Linked DNA regions of Homo sapiens: all the other regions are linked to region 1. Evidence: chromatin loops called from intact Hi-C (ENCODE). Cell type or tissue: heart right ventricle. All regions are shown on one strand.

Region 1 (8,000 bases):
AAATCACCTCATGAGATGCATAAAGTGAATCAAATAATTCATAAGACCCAGTCAAGTGCTACTCATGGTGGCAAGAAATAATAAAGCCTATATACATGGCTCAATCAAAAGTTCCTATCCAAAATGTATAACTATTAAGGTATATAATTTTACTCAAAACAAGCAAAACCAAACACAAATAGAAACAAACCTAGGAAAATAAAATCACAAGTATATGCCTCGAATTTCTTGTGTAACAGGTGAGATATAAATAAATTATGTGAAAGTAGTCACAAAACATATACCCTTCACTGGTTATTAAGAAGCAGTCAATGACATTAGAAGTACATCCTTAACCTCTAAGAATATATAATGGAAGGCAATGACTATATTCTACCACATCATGTTTTTATATTACAGGAAAACACAGAATAATACAACACCCAGAACAATGGTTTATCACAGAATTGTTTTTTGTGGGGGTTTGGGGACAGAGTCTCACTCCGCTGTCCAGGCTGGAGTGCAATACTGCAATCAGAGTTCACTGCAGCCCTTGATATCCTGGGCTCAAGAGATTCTCCCGCCCCAGCCTCCCAAGCAGCTAGGACTAAGGTGTGTGTCACCATGCACGGCTAATTTTTTTTTTTTATTGTTGGATTTTAGTAGAGACAAAGCCTCACTATGTTGCCCTGGCTGGTCTCGAACTCCTGGCTTCAAGCGATCCTGATCCTCTCGCCTCAGCTTCCCAAAGTGGTGGGATTACAGATGTGAACCACCATGCCTGGCAGAATTGTATTTTTTGTATATTCTTTAAATGTATGTAAAAAAAAGTTCATAAATACAGCATTATATTCATGAATTTTGGTTGTATATCTTATGTAAGTTTCATATAGGAAAATGTTAGGAAAATGTAAAGTATTATCTTTACTGATACATTTTCTAGGCAATCTTCAAAAGAGTATCTCATTTTCTGTGTATCTGAATGTACAAACTTGATGAAAGCTAGAATGATGAAACACCATTGGCCTGATGATATACAATAAAGGAAAGACCATATTCCTGTATTGTGTCAAAAATTTTTATATTAACTATAGTTAGAAAAAATAAGACATTCATTATATGAGAATAAAAAAATATTTTTTAAAACACAGTCACTGCTGACTGGTGCCATTTTTTTCTTTTTTTCTTTTTTTTTTGAGGCAGGGTCTCACTCTGTCACCCAGGCTGGAGTGCAGTGGTGCAATCTCGGCTCACTGCAACCTCCGCCTCCCAGGTTCAAGCAGTTCTCCTGTTTCAGCCTCCCAAGTAGCTGAAACTATAGGCACAATGCCACCACACCCGGCTAATTTTTGTATTTTTAGCAGAGATGGGGTTTCACCATGTTAGCCAGGCTGGTCTCGAACTCCTGACCTCAGGTGATCCACCCACCTCGGCCTCCCAAAGTGCTGGGATTACAGGTGTGATCCACTGCGCCCAGCCTGACTGGTGCCATTTTTTTTTTTTTTTTTTTTTTTTGAGACGGAGTCTTGCTCTGTCGCCCAGGCCGGACTGCGGACTGCAGTGGCGCAATCTCGGCTCACTGCAAGCTCCGCTTCCCGGGTTCACGCCATTCTCCTGCCTCAGCCTCCCGAGTAGCTGGGACTACAGGCGCCCGCCACCGCGCCCGGCTAATTTTTTGTATTTTTAGTAGAGACGGGGTTTCACCTTGTTAGCCAGGATGGTCTCGATCTCCTGACCTCATGATCCACCCGCCTCGGCCTCCCAAAGTGCTGGGATTACAGGCGTGAGCCACCGCGCCCGGCCTGGTGCCATTTTTATACACAGTATTGAATCTATATATTAAGGCCAGAACATAAAGTCTAAAAATTAATCCATTAGTATGTTTTAATTTAGACATTTCTGTACTTGAAAAAACAAAGAAATACCATAGATTTTTTCATTCATGGGTTTAACATGCATAATTTTTAACATTCTCTTGCAACCCTGAAGTTCTATGACAGGTAGTAATTTGTAATTTTATTTGAGTCACATATTTCACTTAGATACACTAAAAGGCTGGTTGGTGTTCTCGAGTTGGTTTTACTCAAAAGAGTAAAAATAATCTCAGACAAATTAACATCTGTATCTTTCTCTGCTCATTCTTGAATACACAGTAACTTTCATATAATACCTGAAGCATAAGTTTTTTATTTTTTAATTATCTATCTTTTTTTAATATAGGAAACCATATATGACAGTGGAATTTGCTAATACGTGGATTCACAAAGCAAGGTCTCTGGATGCTCCTCCCAAGAAATCAAAGGGTTTAATGGTGGCTCTCAATAAAATGCAAGATTTTAGTACTGCCTATCTATAAGGCACATTCATAATTTATTTACATGTTCATCAGGCAGAACTGAAAATCCTAAGGCTCAAATTTAAATTGTTCTACTAAATTTTAGTATGATTCCTTTTAAAATCAAAGTTAACATACTAGGTCAGGCATGGTGGCTCACACCTATAATCCCAACACTTTGGGAGGCTGAGGCAGGTGGATCACTTGACGTCAGGAGTTTGAGACTAGCCTAGCCAACATGGCAAAACCCTGTCTCTACAAAAAATACAAAAATTAGCCAGGCATGGCTTCACGTGCCTGTAGTCCAAGCTACTTGGAAGGCTGAGGCATGGGAATCACTTGAACCCGGGAGGCGGAGGCTGCAGTGAGCCGAGATCACGCCACTGCACTAGAGCCTGGGCAACAGAGTGAGACTCTGTTAAAAACAGAAAAAAAAAGTCAACCAGGCACGGTGGCTCATGCCTGTAATCCCAGAACTTTGGGAGGCCAAGGCAGGTGGATCACAAGGTCAGGAGATTGAAACCACCCTGGGCAACATGGTGAAACCCTATCTCTACCAAAAATACAAAAATTAGCTGGGTGTGGTGGCACGCGCCTGTAATCTCAGCTACTCAGGAGGCTGAGGCAGGAGAATCGCTTGAACCTGGGAGGCAGAGATTACAGTGAGCTGAGATTGTGCCACTGCACTCCAGCCTGACGACAGGGCAAGACTCTATCTCAAAAAAAAAAAAAAAAAAAAAAAAAAAAAGTTAATGTACATTAGTTACCTCACTAGAGAGTAAGAGAGAAAACATTGTATGCATTTGACTTTTGGATAGTAAAATGATTATATCACGCAAAGTTCACCTAAATTCTCTTATGTGAAATTCAGAACTGAAGTAACTCTTTGTACAAATATTTTGCCAGAGCAGTGATTCAAAGGGATATTGGATGCAATGCACAATTGTAGTAATTGTAGCTATATCTAAAATATAAATTCTACCTTCTTACATTTGCATCACAAAAAAGACTCTTAGTAATATTTCACCCATTCTTTAGTTTCATCTTCAAACAAATGGACAAATACTTATAAATACATCTACAGCTCATTGCCTAGACATAGAGTGAGAAATATGAATACAGATTTATAATAGACAAGAAACTATAGTGTGCTAGAGACTATGATTACCTGGAGGTAGGAATTGCAGTTGGTTATTAGCTAATCGAAGATGACGTAAAGCTCTCAGACGACCAATTTCTGGGCAAACAATTTCTAAGGCATTGTCACTAAGATCCAGACATTGGAGTTTTACAAGAGACCCAATGGCTTCAAAGAGAAAAGGAGAAGGCAAAATGAATTTGACTCAAGTATTACATCAAATCTTTAAAGCAAGTATTCCAAGTTAAAATATTTTACTACTTAATTTCCTTGTCTCAGTTGCTCACAAAATAGTAAAAACACAGATCAAACTAAGTTCATGAAAGTGATAAATACTTCCAGCTCAAGATAAAATATAACTTAAAATACAGCACAAATAAAAACATTAAGACTAAAATAAATCAAGAAATGATACACAGGGCTTTTTTTATCTGACCAGAATTCTTAACTAGATTTATTAAATTTACAACTTATTATCTACCTAATAGCAATTTATCCAACAATAGTTTACCTAACCATTATAACCATTTTAGATTTATTTAATTATAGTTCTTAACTGGACTTATTAGAAGAAAAAAGTTTTGAAGCTAAAAAATTAAAGGTGTCTTAAAAATAAAATTTGATCTATTTATAAAGCAAAGCTTAAATTATATTATCTTCTAACTAAAATTTTTAAGTTAAACATACCTTCCGGAACCACAACTATGTTATTTGAGTGCAGGTATCTAGGAAGGAAAAAGAAAAAAAACAGCCATTATCATTAAGTACTTTTGCCAGATAATCAGTTTATAAAATGCTCACTTAGAAATTTATCAAATATAAATAGGCCACAACTTTTGCACCCTACTCTAATGCATCAACATACAATAATGGTTATCACAGCTAACTAATAATACTTTGAGAAAAATATTTTGTACCAGAATTGCAAATATTAAATCTATTTACTGATTTAGTTGTTATTTTAAAATAAAAGCATACATAATGGATAAACTATAAGGTCTTTTTAACTTCATAACACAAATTACTAGTTTTTCCAGTTCATTTTATTCAGGCTTTAAAAAATATACTTACTGTGTGAAGAAAAATCAACACCTATTGTGTAAAGGAAGATGAACTTTTCGTTTCTAAAAAATAACTTCACAAAATAAAGATATTTCTAGCTAGCATGCATACGGAGAACCAACAACAGATTAAATATCATTTACAGTGTCTGTAGAAATACTCAACTGTCGAGGTACAGAATTTATTTCATGGCAAAAGAAATTTTGTAACAAGAAATCAAATGCTTCTCTTAAAAAATCTTTTTCACAGAGGCTGAGAAGTCTAGACAAGCCTAAGTAACAATTTTCCCACTACAGTGTCTTTAGCACACTCTGGTGGAGACTTCCTGCAATCAGTAACCAACTATTCAGAGCAAAACAAGTGAATGCTGGAGATCACACAACAATAATTTAAGAAAATAAATTTATATCATTGATTTAGAGACAAGAGAACAAGATTTTAGTAAAAACCTATGGTTTTATTTATTGTACTTTAAAAATAAATCTTTATGGCCGGGCGCGGTGGCTCACGCCTGTAATCCCAGCACTTTGGGAGGCAAGGAGGGCGGATTGCCTGACCTCAGGAGTTCGCGACCAGCCTGAGCAACAAGGTGAAACCCCATCTCTACTAAAATACAAAAAAATTAGCCAGGCGTGGTGGCGTGCATCTGTAGTCCCAGCTACTTGGGAGACTGAGGCAGGAGAACTGCTTGAACCTGGGAGGCGGAGGTTGCAGTGAGCCGCGATTGTGCCACTGCACTCCAGCCTGGGCAACAGAGTGAGACTCCGTCTCAAAAACAAAAACAAACAAACAAACAAAAAATTTATAAAGTACTTTTAAATAGAATTCAGAAGTTTTCTTCTGCATTCTTAAAGTCTAATATTGAATATTAAAATGTCAATAAACACAAAATAAGACAGAAAATTGATAATTTTATGAAGATTATTTTATGTTGAATTAAATCAATTTTGTAGAAGGTTAACTAACCTGCTGGGTATAACACAATTTAAATAAGCCCACCATTTACTCTATGATACATTTCATTCCTTGCTTTCTGTATATGAAATCAATACTCTTTAAACATTAATTTTAGGAAGGAATACCTAAATCAAAATAGAGAACTGATTAAAAAAATTTTTTTCAACAAAATACTTGCCTCAATTCAAGTTCCACCTATAAAAAAGACGTTAAAATGTCCAAATCAAAATATGAACTAAAGTACCCACTATTATGATTAGAATTTTTCAAACAGACTTTAAAATATTATCTACATATAATCAAGATGCTGTATGAAATAGTACACAGTGGCTGCCCATGGATGCTGCTGAGGAAGCATCGTTAAAGTCTCTCCTCCCCCTGCCGTCAAGTCTAAGTCAGTCTCCTAAAGAGCCCGAACAGCTGAGGAAGCTCTTCATTGGAGGCCTGAGCTTTGAAACAACCGATGAGAGCCTGAGGAGTCACTCTGAGCAATGGGGAACGCTCACGGACTGTGTGGTCATGGGAGATCCCAACACCAAGCACGCCAGGGGCTTTGGGTTTGTCACTATACCACTGCGGAGGAGGTGGATGCAGCCATGAATGCAAAGCCACACAAGGTGGACAGAAGAGTTGTGGGACTAAAGACAGCTGTCTCAAGAGAAGATTCTCAAAGACCAGGTGCCTACTTAACTGTGAAAAAGATATTTGTTGATGACATTAAAGAAGACACTGAAGAACATTACCTAAGATTATTTTGAACAGTATGGAAAAATTGAAGTGATTGAAATCATGACTGACTGAGGCAGTGACAAGAAAAGGGGCTTTGATTTTGTAACCTTTGATGACCATGACTTCGTGGATAAGACTGTCACTCAGAAATACCATAATGTGAATGGCCACAACTGTGAAGTCAGGAAAGCCCCATCAAAGCCAAGAGATGGCTAGTGCTTCATCCAGCCAAAGAGGCTGAAGTGATTCTGGAAATTTTGATGGTGGTCGTGGAGGTGGTTTTGATGGGAATGACAACTTTGGTCGTGGAGGAAACTTCAGCAGTCATGATGGGTTTGGTGGCAGCCATGGTGATGGTAGATATGGTGGCAGTGGGGATGGCTACAATGGATTTGGTAATGATGGAAGCAATTCTGGAAGTGGTGGAAGCTACAATGATTTTGACAATTGCAATAGTCAGTCTTCAAATTTTGAACCCATGAAGGGAGGACAATGGTGGCAGAAGCTCTGGCTCCTATGGGGGTGGAGTCCAATACTTGGCCAAACCATGAAACCAAAGTGGCTATGCCAGTTCCAGTAGCAGCAGCAGCTATGGCAGTGTCAGAAGATTTTAATTACTGCCAGGAAACAAAGCTTAGCAGGAAAGGAGAGCAAGAGAAGTGACAGGGAAGCTACAGGTTACAACAGTTTTGTGAACTCAGCCAAGCACAGTGGTGGCAGGGCCTACCTGCTACAAAGAAGACATGGTTTAGACAAATACTCATGTATATGGGCAAAAAACTCGAGGACTGTATTTGTGAATAACTGTATTATTTTAGTTTCTGTTCTGTGGAAAGTGTAAAGCAGTCCAACAAAGGGTTTTAATGTAGATTTTTTTTTTTGCACTCATGCTGTTGATTGCTAAATATAGTAGTGTGATCATGACGCTGAATAAATGTATCTTTAAAAAAAGATAACAGAGTGTTGCCAATCCTGACTGCACATTAGAATCACCAGGGGTCTTATTGGTACCCAAAACCATCCTGCAGCAAGTGAAACACCATCTCAACTCAAATAATCCTGATGTACAACCGATTAAGAACCATTACTGGTAAAGTGGATCAGAGAGCGGGCTCTGAAGCCACACTACCTGCACCTTAATAGCCATGTGACTATGGAGAAATCACTGAACTGCTCTCTCTCCTAATCTGTGATGTTGCAGGGACTAAATGAATTAATAAATGTAAAGCTCTTAGAACAGTGCTTGGCTCCTGGTAAGAGTTAAATGAATGCTCTTATTATTGTTATTATAGTTATTATGAGTCATTTGTAATCACAGGCTTAGGACTTTCAAATTTAAGTCACTTCCTTTTACTTAATTTTGGTAATTTCAGAGTAGTTGAAATGTTGATGTTTCAATGTTCTTATTAAAATAAAATGTTCCTCTTCTCAAATAATGCAGGAACTCTCATTCATTGTTGGTGGGGAATGTCACTTTGGGGTATACTCATTTTGGAAAATGGCTTGGCAGTTTTTTTTAAATGTTAAATATGATGTTTACTTAATAGGAATATTCCAGAGTCAGTTTCTTAGTTTTGACAAATGTACCATGGAATTCCTTTTTTTTTTTTTTTTTTTTGAGAAGGAGTCTCCCTCTGTCGTCCAGGCTAGAGTGCCGTGGCTCGATCTCTGCTCACTGCAACCTCTGCCTCCTGGGTACAAGTGATTCTCCTGCCTCAGCCTCCTGAGTAGCTGGGATTACAGGTGCGCACCACCACACCCGGCTAATTTTTTTTTGTATTTTCAGTAGAGATGGGGTTT
Region 2 (8,000 bases), 57 kb before region 1:
GCTCCTAGAATAAAACATAGGAGAAAAGCTCCTTGACATTGGACTTGGCAATGATTTTTTCGATATCACACCAAAAGCTCAGGCTACAAAAACAAAAATAAAGGAGACTACATCAAATTAAAAAGCTTCTGCACAGCAAAGAAAACAATTAACAAAACGAAAAGGCAACCTACTGACAGGGAAAACAAATAACTACAAACCACATAACTGATAAGAGGTTAATATACAAAATTTATAAAGAACTCTTATAACGTAATAGCAGAAAAACAACTCAATTAAATAATGGGCAAAGCATCTAAACAGACATTTTTCCAAAGAACATATACAAAAGGCCAACAGGTAGATGAAAAGGTGCTCAACATCACTAATAAAGGAAATGCAAATTAAAACCACTATGAGATTATCACCTCATACCTATAAGGATGGCTATTATAAAAAAGATAAGAGATAACAAATGTTGCTGAGGGTGTGGAGAAAAGGGAACCCTAGTATGTGTTGGTAGGACTGTAGATTGGTGCAGCCATTATGGAAAACAGTATGGAGGTTCCTAAAGAAATTAAAAATAGAACTACCACATGACTCAGCAATCCCTCTCCTGGGTATATATCTAAAGGAGATACACAGTCATCGCCTCATAAAGACATCTGCACTCCCATATTCACTGCAGCATTATTCACCACATCCAAGATATGGAAACAATGTAAATGCCCATTGATGAATGACTAGATAAAGAAATGTGGTACATATACATAATGGAATATTTTTCAGCCTTAAAAAAGAAAGATTTATGCCAAACCTGGATGAATCTGGAAGACATTATACTAAGTGAAATAAGCCAGACATACAAAGAAAAATATTGCACAGTCTCACTTATATACAGAGTATTTTTTTAAAAAGAGCTCCATGCCTGTAATCCCAGCACTTTGGGAGGCCAAGGCGGGCAGATCACGAGGTCAGGAGATCAAGACCATCCTGGCTAATACGGTGGAACCGTCTCTACTAAAAATACAAAAAAATTAGCCAGGCATGGTGCGGGCACCTGTAGTCCCAGCTACTCGGGAGGCTGAGGCAAGAGAAGGGCGTGAACCCGGGAGGCGGAGCTTGCAGTGAGCCGAGATAGCACCACTGCACTCCAGCCTGGGTGACAGAGGGAGACTCCATCTAAAAAAAGACAAAAAAAAAAAAGGGAGCTCACGTACACAAGGAGATTGAAACAGGCGTTATCATGTGGGAAGAAGGTAAGGATGGAAAATAGCAGACATATAGGATGAACAAGTTCAGAGATCTAATGTACAACATGAAGACTATGGTTAATAAACTTGTACTGTATTACAGAATTTTGTTAAATAAATTTTTAGCTGCTCTTGTCATGAAAAACTATGTGAGATGATAGATATGTTCATTTGTTTGTCTACAGTAACCACTTTACTATTTATTTGTATCCCATAATATCGTGTTATAAACCTGAAATATACATAATAAAATTTACTTAAATATATATATACACACAAACTTCTTCAATGGAAAATAACACTGAACAGAGGTCATGCAATTTGGAAAGGAAAAATGTGTACCCCGCATACAGGTTTTTATTTATTTTTTTAATAGGTAATGGTTGTAATGAAAATATTTTTGATGAGTGTGCTTCCATTAAAGCTAGAGAAGTAAATTTACAATGAATTCTGGCTTTAGTATAAACAAAATATTTAAACTTAGAATAATGTCAAGTTTTAATACATCTACTTTCAGTTTTTGATATTTTTTCAAGTACTTTAATGCCCTAAAAAAATTAATGTTCTAGAAAAAAATCACAGGAGTGCACATTTTTCCTTTTGCCTTAGGCTTCAAATGTCTCAACACGGCATTGCCAGATCCTGTCTTGATTCAAATTTTTGCTATTTTGTTTACCACGGATTACTCTGCATTAATTTTATTTCTTATTGTATTAAAATGTAATTTATCATAAAACAAAAGTAAACAAGAGTCACTTAAGGCCAGAAGTTTAAGATCAGCTTGGGAAACAGCAAGATACTGTCTCTACAAAACAATTAGCTGGGAGTGGTGGCACATGCCTATAGTTCCAGCTGCTCAGGAGGCTGAGGCAGAAAGATCACTTGAGCCCAGGAGTTCCAGGCTGTACTGAGCCACAACTGCACCACTGCACGCTAGCCTGGGTGACAGAGCAAGACCCTGTCTCAAAACAAATGAATGAATGAATGAATGAATGAATGAACAAATGACTATTAGCTGGGCATTGTGGCCCATGTCTAGAGTCCCACCTACTCAGGAAGCTGAGGCAGGAGGATCACTTGAGCCCAGTACTTCAAGGCTGCAGTGAGCCATGACTACACCACTGCACTCCAGCCTGGGCAACAGAGCGAGACCCTGCTAAAAAAAAAATAAAAAGAGAGGCGTTAACCTAGAAGTAAGTCACTGAAGAGAATAATTTGCACACTGTGGGGATAAGAGGACTCATGTGTCTGACTATTCACTTACAAGGCATGTGAGCAGAGCTTCTGTTTGCTCATATGTTAAATGGTGTAACAGTACCTGGTCCCTCAATCTTATCGGTTGCAAGGTCACTGAATGTTTAAAAAAATTGTGATATTTAAATCACCATACAATATGTTTTTTAAGCATCAGCCTAGAGAATTACCAAAATATTGCATACTGTTAACTTAAGTAAACATGCATGGACATATCTATTGGTATAAAAGGCAATACATTTATAAAATATAGATGGGAAAACTATAAATACCAGAATCCACTTGCATAAAAAAGGCCTCAACAAGGCACTAAGATTTCCTATTTTAAATTTCTTCACTACTTCTCTGGTATACATAAAGAACTCTTACAACTCAATAGAAGAAAAACAATCGATTGAAATATGGGCAAAGCATCTAAACAGACATTTTTCCAAAGAACATATATGAAAGGCCAACAGGTAGATGAAAAGGTGCTCAACAAGTCCTATAGCCACAAATAGAAGACTTCAAAGGTACATAGAACACTTTGGAATATTTTTTCAAAATAAAACTGCGTTGATAAAATGCAAATGATCTCTGGTCTCAGATTTGTCTTTCAGAGCCCCTAGGGGGCTCACAGAAAGCAGAAAATACTCTTTACCTGGGTATATGCAATGGTAAGGGGTGTGGCATACTAGTTAAGAGAGCAGGAGCACAGTCTTGGAGTCCGACAACTGGGGTTTGAATCCTTGTTCTATTTACTAAATGTGCGGCTTAGTTTCCTCATCTGTATAATGGGGAAAATAAAGCTGTCCTCAGGTTTAGTGAGAATTGCTAACAAGGTTTACAAATTATCAAATAGCATTCTTGGCACATAACCTTCTCCAATATATGGCAGTTACTGTTCTCATTATTAGTAAGTGACATATTTGGAAGTACGGCCTACAGTAGAAGAAGGCCAGTTAAGAGAGAATTCTCTTTGGCATGCAGCAAATGGTAGTAACACTTTTCTATACTTTAATTGCACAGAGAAGAGTTGGAGGCAGCGGCCTCTAGAGACAATGATTCATCCCCTCAAACCAAGGGCACAAAATGGGACATGACAGAGGAAGCACCTCTTTTCTCTATACTGCAAAAAGAGCTTATGCAAATTAAATGAGGTGACATGCAAAGATCATACAATACAGTTAAATAAGAGCTGACACTTGCTACTTCTTACATAGTTTAGTCTTCTTTCCCTATGTTAATTTTATAGGAAAAAATGAGTTGATAATTTAAAAATGCTATTAGGTTCAGATCTTGTCTTAGCTTTTCAATATTCCACATAATTCAGTTTGCACCTCCTGGCTATTCTGAGGAAGGTAGTTTTTTATATATGCCCACCATGAAATAGACTATTTTATGTTAAAGCTGAAAGAAAATCAGTATCTGCTCTGTTCAGATGTATTATACATTAGCCAGCATAATGCCTCATGGACATGAGTATGTAATACAGACACTTAAACTTTCCAAATACACAATCTGATATAGAGTGGGGAGTGGCAGTACTGAAATTAGACAATGCAGTGGGTGATGGAGTCAGAACTGAGTCTGAATCCTGCTTCCTCACTTACTAACTGCTTCCTGACATGAAGGGAAATGAAATGTTCTGAGCCTGCTTCCTCCAGTGCAACAAGGGGATAAGAGTACCTTTCTCACAGACCTGTTATGAAGATTAAACAACGTATATAGTGCCCAGCTTTATTCCTGGCAAAATAATTGGTACTCGATACATCTTAGTCTTTTACCTCTTGCTTCTGAATACAAAGAGGAGATCACAAAACAGTGTGGGATGATGAAGAGAACCAGCAGGATGATGAAGAGAACCAGGCAGCTCTGCTGTTTTAGTTGGCACAGCACAGCCTGGTGGGGAGGCCAGGACACCGCAGCGCCGGGCAAGGTCACAGGCTGTAAAGGCGATGCTGTGATGGCCTCTTGAGAGCGTGAACCTGGCCAGAAGGCAGTCGGCTGGCAAAAACCCCCAAGCACAATGGAATGGCATTCGTAATCATTATGAGGCTGAAATACGAACGTGTACTTCATGAAAAGGCTTTGAGATGTTTCTTATATTCTTAAGATAAAAAACCCTTCACTCAATAATTAACTTTGGAAGAGATCACTCGTGTACTAACCACTGGGGCGGTTTGTTTTCTTCCTTTAATTACTATTAATGCACCGATACCTTACAATAGATACATCACGCAATAATATTTTTAAAGTTCCTGTGCAAAATTGCTCAGTATGTAAAATCTATAACGCAAGGAAGCTGTCCGTCGTACAGATGCTACAGCCACAAAGAACTTTTTCATGTGGCTTTTTAAAGTACTGTATTGTGTCCAAAATATTTCCTTTTTTTCTTCCAAACTCACAGATCAAAGTTTCTGACTTAGAAATTAGCAAAATCTAGGAGTCCTGCACAAGCTCCAATTCTGTTTGTTTGTTTGCTTATAACCTCAAGGCTCTGGCATACACAGTCCACATGGCTGAAAATGGAACAAAAAGCTCCTGTGTATTCAGGCTACTGCCCTTTTAACCATACTGTAAAAGCAAGCATGGAATGACAGCACAGGAGAGGACAGAACAGGATCTGTGTTTACTTCATGCTGACCAGTATGAAATTCATTTATTTTATCAAAAGGTGAATGGTATATTCTCATCAACAAAATGATGGGGCAAAAGAAACAACAACATCAAAGCAATCAATCAAAATAAATTATTTGGAATGCTCTATCAATGTTAAACCAATTATCATAGTTCAATAAATCAGAGATATTATTAGTCATAATTACAATGCTTTAAATACTATAAAATGTGGGCTTCTTAGTAATAAATTCAGAATAATTTACAGTGTATTCCAAAATAATTCTTAAAATGAATTTAAATTACCTACATGATGCTTTTTACAAAGAGAACCCTTCAACCACTTTCTCAGAGTAATAAATTTTTAAGTGCTAGCTTCTTTAAATACACACAAACACACAGACTCCATTAACTCTCTTACAAAGTCACTGTCTTTCTATTCACCTTTTACAAAATAAGACTTCACAGTGAATTATAATTTAATAAGATAACTTTACACATGGTAGATCATCAACTGTTAAATTAAAATAAATAGATTTTAATGAATTTGAATGACTGCAGGCTTCCTTTGCTGTGGGTTTAAATATTCATGCTGCAGAATCTCTATTTCTCTTGCACAGTTCAGGTAACAAAAAGATCACAAGGAATGGGCTGGGCACTGTGCTCAATGCTTGGGGTCCAAACATGAAGACACACAGTTCCTACACTTCCTTACAGTCTAGTTACAGAGTAAAACAGTTCATATTGACTGTATACTTATGTGGTATTTGTAAGTGATATGTGTTTTATGGATCTTATTCTCACAATCGTGCTATGAAGTAGGTGCTAATATTACCCTTTTACTGAGACTTCAATAACCTTCCGAAGTCCAAGATTCCACAGCTATCAAGTGGTAGAGCTGGGATTGAAAGGCGCATCTGCCTGTTTCACCATGACGGAAGTTAGACAGCCTCCCCCAACACATCATTCTGATACAAGCAGGGCACTCCCATGCAGGCCAGGGAGTGGTACTACCTAGCAGGATTCCCCGGGGGCTAAGGGTGAGAGAGCTGGTTCTTGCCCAAGGCATCCAGGTGTAGTATCAGAGTGGGGTCTTGAAGCAGACATTGCCAAAGAGATAAGTGAGGAAAAAAGTTTCTCTTTGCTTGCTTTAAAGGTCTAGAAAACTGGTAGGCTAGTTCTAATTTACAGATTTATGGCAGAAATACCAAGAATTCCTTCAGAGAAGATCCTAGAGAAGGAAACAGGCTGACTGTCCAGTATGGACTTGGAAAATACAACACTGCCATGGCTGCTTGTATGAAGAGCAAAATGTCTTCACTGCATTGTGCCTTGAACTGCTTGCTCAGCTGCACTATGTTCCTGTTTTTCTGGTTTGTTTGGAACTTAAGAACTTTACTGAAAGCTATGACTGATGGAGACTCCAGATTCTTGCTTTTAAGTCAATTCATAACATCTTCCAGACTTCACTAGTACTGCACATTTTTGTCACTATTTAAAAAGCTGTGAGTTCTAGAACGAGAACAACAAAAAACTCTCCTGGTAAACATTCTGCTCATGGTGCTAGCCCTCATACTGCTATTTTTCTAAACTTCACATTGTGCCCTAAGAATGAACATTTCTTTTTCTCTTAATTGATATTTGGGAGAACAGGGCTCACTTTCTTCACATTAATCATGTCCCACCCCCTAAATCCTACTCCAAAACTTAGAGAAAAATACAAATTTGTTCATTTAAAGCTCACCTAATCTAGGTGCACTTTTCTCTTCATACATTAGCATAGTAAGTCAACATCTGGCAGGTGCTGCAGAAGCCACATGAAATAATCCTGTTAGCTTCCTAGGAAAACCTAACACAAGAGCAAAACCCTTATGCAATGAAAGAAAAACAAAGCACTGTCAGAAGACAGCAGAACAGGCCGGGCGCGGTGGCTCACGCCTGTAATCCCAGCACTTTGGGAGGCTGAGCCAGGTGGATCAGCTGAGGTCAGGAGTTCGAGACCAGCCTGGCCAACACGGTGAAATCCCCATCTCTATTAAAAATACAAAAATTAGCCATCCATGGCAGTGTGCGCCTATAATCCCAGCTACTCGGGAGGCTGAGGCAGGAGAATCACTTGAACCCGGGAGGTGGAGGTTGTAGTGAGCCCAGATCACGCCACTGCACTCCAGCCTGGGTGACAGAGCGAGACTCCATCTCAAAAAAAAAAAAAAAAAAAAAAAAAGACAGTAGAATAGGATCAGATGAGTAAGCAGAACAAGGATAAAGAAGAGTTTTTGTTACAAATACTTAGAAAAAGACAGAGCTCAAAAAGAAGCATTGCACATCCATTTCCTTGACAAAATTTGCATTCCAGAGCTCTAACTTTTCTTGTGAAACAAGATCTGTATGGATTTTTGTTAACTGACTAATTCTCTCATTTCTTCCCACTACTAGATTTTGAACCTTGTTTTCAAGACTTTCTCTTCTCTGTTTTCATTAGATAGAGACCTGCCCAGCAATTACTATAGAACATCATTTTGTCACATGTTTGGGCCCCCTTTTTGAAAGCAGCTATCACACCTTTCATACCTTCTACTCAAACACAGAACTCACTCCAACTTCTCGGACTTTTTGTCCATACTAGAATGAAGTTCTTTACTGAAATTTACTTAAGGCCACAAATTCTGCAAATTAGTCCCATTAAATAATGACGTCAAGGCCATAGTTCTTCAAACTGCAGATGAAATACATTCACAGTTCAGTACAGTACAGTTTACACTCATCTCCAAGTCTGAGATTAGGAAATTATTAACTGGTTTCCAACTCGTTTCAATAGTTGATTGAAGTTTAAATAGTTTTACTGTGTGGACTTTTTTATTAAAAAATAGTAAACAGCAATTCTTTTCCTGACTTTCTAAGCAAATACAGAGAAAG
Region 3 (8,000 bases), 120 kb before region 1:
AAACAAACAAACAAACAAACAAACTGTGTCCATGATTTCATCACCATGTGGCCTCTGGAGTCCAGAGCAAGAAAAATGCCGAGGGTACTCGTTAGTCCTCAGTGGAAGTGACTTATTGGGAACTTGGCATGGGCTGGCTGAGGCCCTGCTCTGAGCTGGCGTAGTGCTGAAGCCTGTCCCCAATCATAGCCACATGGACAGGCCTGGACCCCATGACCAGGGAGGGGAGAGGGGCATAGGGAGGCCAGCAGGAGAGGGACCACCAGCCTTCCCCGGGGTTCTTCCCCAAGCTGGACTCCTGGTGGGTGCCAGGCAGTGCGGTTGGAGGAACACACCAGACGGTGTCTGCCATGCAGTCCCCTCCAGTGCCGAGTCCTTGTGACTTCTCTCAGCCTGAGGTCCTGCCTGCCTTCAGCAGCCTGATGCAGCCCTGCCATGCCCCGCCGTGCCTCTGTGGCTCTCCTCGTCTTAGCACTCTTCTCCTCCCCTTCTTGGTGCTGGAGCAAAATGAGGCTCCAGGCAAGGCATCTCCTAAGGGCACTCATTCAGAACAAGAAACCAACGCAAGTACTCAGGGCATGGAAGCCCTCCGTGATTAGCAATGGCATATAGGATCTGTATACATGTGCTGGGCATGAACACACGCTGGAAGGAAGATTCATTGCTTTTGTTTCTATGGATTCATTTACTTTCAGCTCTAGGCCTCCTTATGCTGGGCTGGAGGGAGCTTGACCTCAGCCATCGTTAGGCTTCTTCCTTGGGAAGAGCAGAGGTCACAGGCTTTCTCTATGAGGCCAAGGTGCTGGAGGCCCTGCTCACTGGTCTGTCCTGGGTGTGGTGAGACACTAGACCTCAGCCTGCCCTGCCCTTGGGATCCGCCCAGCGTGCGGGTGTGGGAATCTTGATATGTTTAGGAGTTCTAGAATCCATCTACCTCCCAGTGCTGCTGGAGGGCACTGACTAAGAGCTTCAGACTCCATTCCCCAGGAAAAAAAAGAAAAAAAAAATTATAAGAAAAAAAAGGGCCGGGCGCAGTGGCTCACACCTGTTATCCCAGCACTTTGGGAGGCCGAGGCGGGTGGATCACAAGGTCAAGAGATCGATACCATCCTGGCCAACATAGTGAAACCCCGTCTCTATTAAAAATACAAAAATTAGCTGGGCGTGGTGGCGGGCACCTGTAGTCCCAGCTACTTGGGAGGCTGAGGCAGAAGAATCGCTTGAACCCGGGAAGCAGAGGTTGCAGTGAGCCGAGATCACGCCACTGCACTCTAGCCTGGCGACAGAGTGAGACTCTGTCTCAAAAAAAGAAAAAGAAAAAAAGAAAGCCAGAAACTAACTCAACTGACTCTCCTACCAAGAATGAAAATAATAATGCTAATACTAATCGCTAATGAGAATACTGCTACTAATGATTGCTAATGAGAATTATACTACTACTAATAACTGCTGTTAGACTGTGTGCTTGCTTTTGTTTAGCATTGTCCTAAGTTTCTTATGAATAATTAGCTCATCTGATCCTAACAGCAACGCTAGGACGGCGAAACTACTCCCATTTTACAGATGAGGAAACTGAAGCACAGACGCCTTCGGTCAGAAAACAAGCAGCAGAGCTGGGTACCCCAGTGCTCTGAACCTCTGAGCCCTCCGGCCTCTCTAAGGAGAAGCACAGCCATTGGGATTGTGGAGCGGTGAATCCAGGCTCTCTCTTTGTAATGAGGGAGCTGATCTCACCAGAGAGTGGCATCCTGGCCTTGGAGGTATGCCTGTGGTTTTGCTGTCTTCTTCTCTGGTCTCAAAGCCCATTGCCTGTACTCCTTCGACTTAGGGTCTTTGGGGGGTCACTTGGAAAGAGATCCAGGACAGGCAGAGCCAAGGCTGCAGGTGCCTTTGACATGCCTGTTAATCCAGGCAACTCACCCTGTGACATCAATGTGCAATACTGATCCTCGAGGTACACTGGACTAGTCTCAGAGTAGGTGTGTTTGCCAGAAAGGGAGTCTGCAGGGAGGTTTCCTTGAAGAGACCCTCAGCCCTTTCTCACCTAAGCTCAAAGAAAACCACCTACACTAAGATGCCAAACCACAGGGAAGTTTGTTCTCACATAAATTCCATGCCGAGGCTCAGGGTGGGCTTCACGACTGGCTCCATCCAGGGGCTGTGGCCCCATTTCTCAGTGATTCTCTGTCTCCCCGAATTAACTGTGTCAGCTTCATCCTCAGTCTGGCTTCCTTCATGGTGGCAAAATGGTGGCAGCTGTCCCAGGCCTCAAACCCGCCCAGATGTCCAGAGACAAGGGAGGTGTTTCTTTCCTTGGCTCACTCTGAAGAGCAAGGAACCATTTTCACATCTCGCTGTCTCAAACTAGGTCACACGCCCACCTCCAAGCCACTGGAGCTACAACTCTGGGGCCCAGGGTAATGCCTGTGCTGACTGGCTCAAGCCTGGATTCCTCCACCAATCACAGTGCCCAAGACAGTGGGATGCTGCTTGGCCAGTCAGGCTCAGCCCTGGCCCAGGGATGCTTGGGGCAGGCCTGGGGAGAGGGGAGGGAGCTGGTGGACAACAGCAGAGGAACCCAAGCTCTAAAACGAGAGGACATTAGTCAAACACCAGAAAATCAAACTCTATGGGCCTTTGCCTTAGGGCTGGGCAGCTAGGCTGGCTGGTGGCTGTGTCCTAAAATGGATCCTTCCTTTAGGATGCATCCCGGCTGGCCTGCACTTGGCACCTTACCTGATGCAGAGTGGTGATGGCTGGAGATGGAACCCCTTTGTTGTGGGCCACCTCCCCAAGGTTGACTAGGTCTTCAGAGACCCTTGGGAAACCATAGCTTTGGTTTATTTTATTTGTTTTTTTTATTTATTTAATTTTTTTTTTTGAGACAGAGTCTCATTCTGTCACCCATCCTGGAGTCCAGTGGTGCGATCTCAGCTCCCTGCAACCTCCGCCTCCCAGGTTCAAGCAATTCTCTTGCCTCAGCCTCCCAAATAGCTAGGATTACAGGCATGTGCCACCGCACCAGGCTAATTTTTGTATTTTCTTTCTAGTAGAGATGGGGTTTCACCATATTGGCCAGGCTGGTCTCAAACTCCTGCCCTCAAGTGATCCACCCGCCTCAGCCTCCCAAAGTGCTGGAATTATAGGTGTGAGCAGTGACTGCACCAGGCCACTCTGTCAATTTTATATTTATGAAGCCATCTGAGGGTAGGTTTGACTCACATCTCAGACAAACAGCCCCAGGTGAAGAAAGGGATGTGTTATGGGCAGTGGAGGCTGACATCCAGCCCACCTCTGTTCCTGATGGGCACAGCAGCCTCTCACACAGCACCAGGCAGGCACCGAGGTCCCCTGCCCATAACCTACAGCTTGCAGTGGGGGCATTTACCATGGAGCTGTTCTAGAAGGGCTCCCATTAAGTGGGGCCCCGCTCACCAGGTGGCTGCTGGGGTGGCATCCAGGGTGCCCATCAGGCCCATGTTCTGGGTGATGCCTTTTTTTTTTTTTTAACACACAGTCTCACTCGTGTCACCCAGGCTGGGGTGCAGTGGCGCGATTTCAGCTCACTGCAACCTCCGCCTCCTGGGTTCAAGCAATTCTCCTGCCTCAGCCTCCTGAGTAGCTGGGATTACAGACGCCCGCCACCATGCCTGGCTAATTTTTTTGTATTTTTAGTAAAGACGGGGTTTCACCATGTTGGCCAAGCTGGTCTTGAACTCCTGACCTTGGGTGATTCGCCAGCCTCGGCCCCTCAAAGTGCTGGGATTAGAGGCGTCAGCCACCGTGCCCGGCCCTGGGTGATGCTTTTGATGAGCACAGATTTAAGATGCGTTTAAACAGGAAGGCAGCAGCTTCCCTCTGGCAGCTGGGGACACGGGAGGAGCAGGAAGAGCAGCAATCTCCAGCCCAGCCCTGGCTCTGGAGCTCCCTCTACCCCTTGCCAGTATTAGGTGCTAGGTGCTTTTCAGGGTGCCACGGCCGTCACCATGACCCAGATCAGGAAACAGTGCTGTGTATGTGTCACTGGCACCAAAAACTTTTCTGCAGCCCTAAACCAGCATACGGAATATGCTCTCAGCTTCAAATCAGGCAAATGTGCCTTGTTTTTTTATATCTTTAAGTGACATTATCATTAAAGTGATCGTGTTGTGCTCTGGAAGGAAAGGCACTCCTTGGCCAGACACTGCCTCAGAGTCAGCAAATGCTGGCCATTTCTGGGGAGGACAGGCGGCAGCCAGGAGCTCAGGGGAACCATGCACAAAACTTATCCACAGGGCCTCATCTCAGCAATGCCAAGTTAGTGAAAGCACAGTTGAAGAACAATATTATCCGTGCAATGCCCACAAAACCATACTATATAAGATGCGCAACATTTACGAGTGCAAACATATAGCAAATAAACAGAGAGACCCCAGACTACCATCAGCAAGAGTGGCTGCAGCTGGTGAAGGGCCTGGAGCCTGGGTGGGCACAATATTAGCTCCACCATTAATACTGTTTATTCTTTCCACCACCTCCCTGGGGCAGCTGGGAGTGGAAGCCTGGCTGCACAGCGAGATGTGGTTTGATGTCTGACCTTGTTTTGGGTTTAAAGGCATCCAAGTAACTTGTCTCAGCACTTAGAAGTGCATCAGAGCCAAATGTCTCCAAAACTGGGCTCTGAGCCATAAGGAGAAAAAAGGAGGCCGCAGGCTTGGCAGGAGTGTGATGCGAGCGGAGGCTGGAATCAGCCCCTCGGGAATGCTATCTCTCTGGGGACAGGAGGAGGGCTTTCCTACAGCACCCCTCTCCCTCCAACCAACTCAGCTCCAGGGAATGAAGATAAATACTGAGCCACGCCCAAGAGAGGGAGGGAGTGGGCAGGAGGGAGTGGGCAGAGTTTGGGGGATGGCAGGGAATGGGGAGAAGCTTTCCTTTTGAGGCCTTGTCATATACCAGGCACATTTCATTATTCCTTAAAAAAATCCGAGGAGAATCTCTTCGTCGTTTCCCTTTATAAGATCAGGAAATGAGGCTTAGAGAGGATGAGGGGCATGGCAGGGCTGGGGGCAAACACATGCCATCTAGCTGCAAAGCTGTGTCCCCTCCAGGGCAAAGGTGGCTCTGGACTTCAGGGGCAGCAGAATGTGGTGGTGCCAGTGACTAGGACTTGGGGACCATCACCTCCAGAGTCAGCCTCATCAGCCTACAGGAAGTCTCAGCGCTGCCACAGCAGCTTCTGTGGTTCTCTGGCTGCAGGGCTAGGTCCTCAAAGCCCAGCCCTTCTGAATCTGAGTCCAGGGCTCGAGAGGTCTGCAAATGGGAAGCAGGGTCCGGGGAGCACCCCATGGAGGCAGACACGTGCCCATGCCGCAGGCCCAGCACACCTGCCTTAGGTGGGATTTATGACAACCCAGAGACCCTCCAGCCTGACCTGAGGCTGTGTGCAAAGATACACGTGCTTTGATTATCAAGAAAAATGGGACAGTAAAGTAGCTGTTACTTAATACATGCAGGTTCCCCAGGCAGATAAAACCTTTCAGGCACGTGAGGCCCAGGGCAGGTGTTGGGGAGCAGCCCTCAAAAGGTCTTGGTGGAGCCCCTAGGCAGAATCCACCAGCTCCTCTGTCTGAGCCCTACCTGCCCGAAGGCTGGAAGCAGCAGCTTTCAGCTCATCACCCTCAGCCCTTGTGTTGCCCAAGGTCCCAGCACAGCAAAGAGGCAATGGCAACCAATTTGGGCAGGGTATCAGTGTCAGATGGACTTCCATTCATGTCTGTTGATTGGTAAGGACCCAGGCCAGGACCACGCAGACAGCGTGCCTGGCTGGGACGGGAGGGAAGAGCAAGCTCGGTCCGTGCCGTGCCCACCCAGCCCTGCTGCACCTGGCTTTGCAGGCTTCTTTGTCGCTCTGGTCCCGACTGTCCACCTGGATGAACCGAGAGCTTCCTCAGAGGAATGTGCAGCACCATGATGGGCACGAGGTGGGGACGGGCCTGATTTCAGGCTACGGGTGGACTCTGAGAGGCTGAGAAGGGGGACTTGAGTTTATGGGCACACACAGCTCTCTAGCTTGGGTTTGGGTAAGAATCGGGACCAGTTTTTTAGAGAATCTGCTCTTCTCCTCTTTCTCATCTGAAAAACTCTCACCAAGTCTATTTTTGATCTTCAGCTGGAAGAAATCTTTATTTTTAAGATGCTAACCCTGGCACATCCTAGCTCCAGAGCAGCAGCTGGCAGGGAGCACAGAAAGCCTGACGGGGCTACGTGGGTGCACCTGGAAGACTGGCCACTGCTTTTAGAGCAAGGACCAGAATTCTTGCCACAAACTTTTGGCTCTGGAAAGGCCAACTGAATGGCTCAGAACCGGGAAAGGTTTTTGTTTGGTTGAAGCGTTTTTAGGGATGAGAATTATTATTATTATTATTATTATTATTATTATTATTATTATTATTATTATTGAGACTGAGTTTCACTCTTGTTGCCCAGGCTGGAGTGCAATGGCGCGATCTCGGCTCACCACAACCTCCGCCTCCCAGGTTCAAGCAATTCTCCCCGCCTCGGCCTCCCAAGTAGCTGGGACTGGTAGCATGTGCCATCATGCCCGGCTAATTTTGTATTTTTAGTAGAGATGGGGTTTCTCCATGTTGGTCAGGCTGGTTTCGAACTCCTGACCTCAGGTCATCTGCCCGCCTTGGCCTCCCAAAGTGCTGGGATTACTGGCTTGAGCTACCATGCCTGGCTCGAGAATTATTTTTATGAGCAAGAAGACACGTTGTTGTCACCATTTCACACCTGCAAGAGCCGCCTAGTTCGGGAGGTGCGTGGTCCTTATCCTGACAAAGTCATATCTCTGCTTTCTCATTTTCCAGTTGTGAACACAGGTGTCCTGTGTGCCCTGACCACGCCATGTTCAGTTACTTAACCACAGCTCGCCCAGGGCGCCTTGGCTGGAAATGGTGATATTTGCCAAAGAGTAAAGCCCCGGGGACATCGTCCCCCTTCCCTGTAAGGAAGGCACACTGTGGAATGGTAAGAGGGTGGAGAGCCCAAAGCCCACACCCACACCTTTCATTTCACTTGACTTACCGTCTCATTCATTCACTTCATTCGTTCATTTTACAGGAGCCTTGTCTGATCTTCGAATCACCCAGAAGTGTGGTCTCCTTGTCCCCAAGGCTGTTTCCTGGAAGAGCCTCTTTCTGTTCCCCATCACCGTGGAACTATAAGGGTCCCTGGAGCAGTGGCAGCTGGGGCTTCCCTCTGCCATGCCATCCAGATGCAGCACTCCTGTCTAAGAAAGTAGAAATCGGGGACCTGAGAGACCATCACGGAGCCTGCCTCTTCCTCCGCAGTGAGACTTCTTCCGTCCTGCAGCAGAGAGAAGTCTTGAGGGGACATTCCAGGGGCCCCCCATCAAGCCTGCAAGGGGGGAGCTCCAGGGAGAATGGCTGGGCCCACTGCCCGCTCCAGTCGCCACATCACAAAATCCTTGACTGGACCCAGTAGTGGGTTTGGACAGGGTGGCATTTATCCTTGTTGGATTATAAGTGTTGCCTCTTCCCTCCCTCCATTCTCCTTTCCTACTAATGTCTTCGTACTCCAGTGGCTACACATGAATACATTATGAACTTCTCAAAGGCAGGGACTGTGTTTGATCTGTAGGAATTGACATAGATCCTTTGCTTGACCAAACTTTAGTCAGATTCCTGGGCCTTCTCCTAGGCTCATCTTTGCATTTCCTTGTAAAATCCAGTTTTAACAAGAACCCTGCTGAGTCCGTTGAGCAAGAACCCCCTACCATTTGTACCTGATCACCCTCGATATCTGATCCAGCTCTTCCCTCTCCACCATCCCCCGGGTGGGGTCTGCTCCCTCTGGCCTGTCTTCTGCAAGAATCCTGTGAGGTCCATTTGCTCCGGATTCCCCAAATCCCCCTTTCTCCTGATGTTTCCTCTCAGGAATTTTCCATCCACTGCCCCTACCCTGATCTTTGGCTGTCAGTTCCCCCTTGCCCGAAC

The links. Hi-C counts contacts between places; a loop is a spot of excess contacts. Peaks named below come from ENCODE experiments on the same cell type or tissue, not always from the same donor. Only the 100,000 strongest peaks of a DNase experiment are listed, where the experiment ranks them.
Region 2: it touches region 1 in a loop (4-fold over the local background); 12 of 110 quality-filtered maps call a loop at or near these places.
Region 3: it touches region 1 in a loop (2.1-fold over the local background); 12 of 110 quality-filtered maps call a loop at or near these places.

What each region holds. Positions count from the first base shown.
Region 1 is chr15:99,283,434-99,291,433 of GRCh38, reverse strand. LRRC28 (leucine rich repeat containing 28) reads right to left here. Exons shown (of 10, transcript NM_144598.5): 4 at 4,140-4,177; 5 at 3,483-3,620. It also overlaps the pseudogene HNRNPA1P62. Among named protein-coding and RNA genes, the nearest start is that of LRRC28, 36 kb to the right of the region's middle. In heart right ventricle, a CTCF peak has its summit at 4,841; no DNase peak of the experiment used is centred here; H3K27ac peaks cover 873 bases.
Region 2 is chr15:99,340,392-99,348,391 of GRCh38, reverse strand. All of the region lies in intron 6 of LRRC28 (leucine rich repeat containing 28), which reads right to left. Among named protein-coding and RNA genes, the nearest start is that of LINC02244, 58 kb to the left of the region's middle. In heart right ventricle, a CTCF peak has its summit at 4,383; a DNase peak (open chromatin) is centred at 4,395; H3K27ac peaks cover 1,378 bases.
Region 3 is chr15:99,405,148-99,413,147 of GRCh38, reverse strand. It overlaps LOC105371017 (a long non-coding RNA gene), which reads right to left. Exons shown (of 5, transcript NR_188335.1): 4 at 7,069-7,273. Among named protein-coding and RNA genes, the nearest start is that of LINC02244, 6.7 kb to the right of the region's middle. RefSeq lists an enhancer at 3,205-3,704. In heart right ventricle, a CTCF peak has its summit at 3,939; DNase peaks (open chromatin) are centred at 3,907 and 4,637; H3K27ac peaks cover 2,095 bases.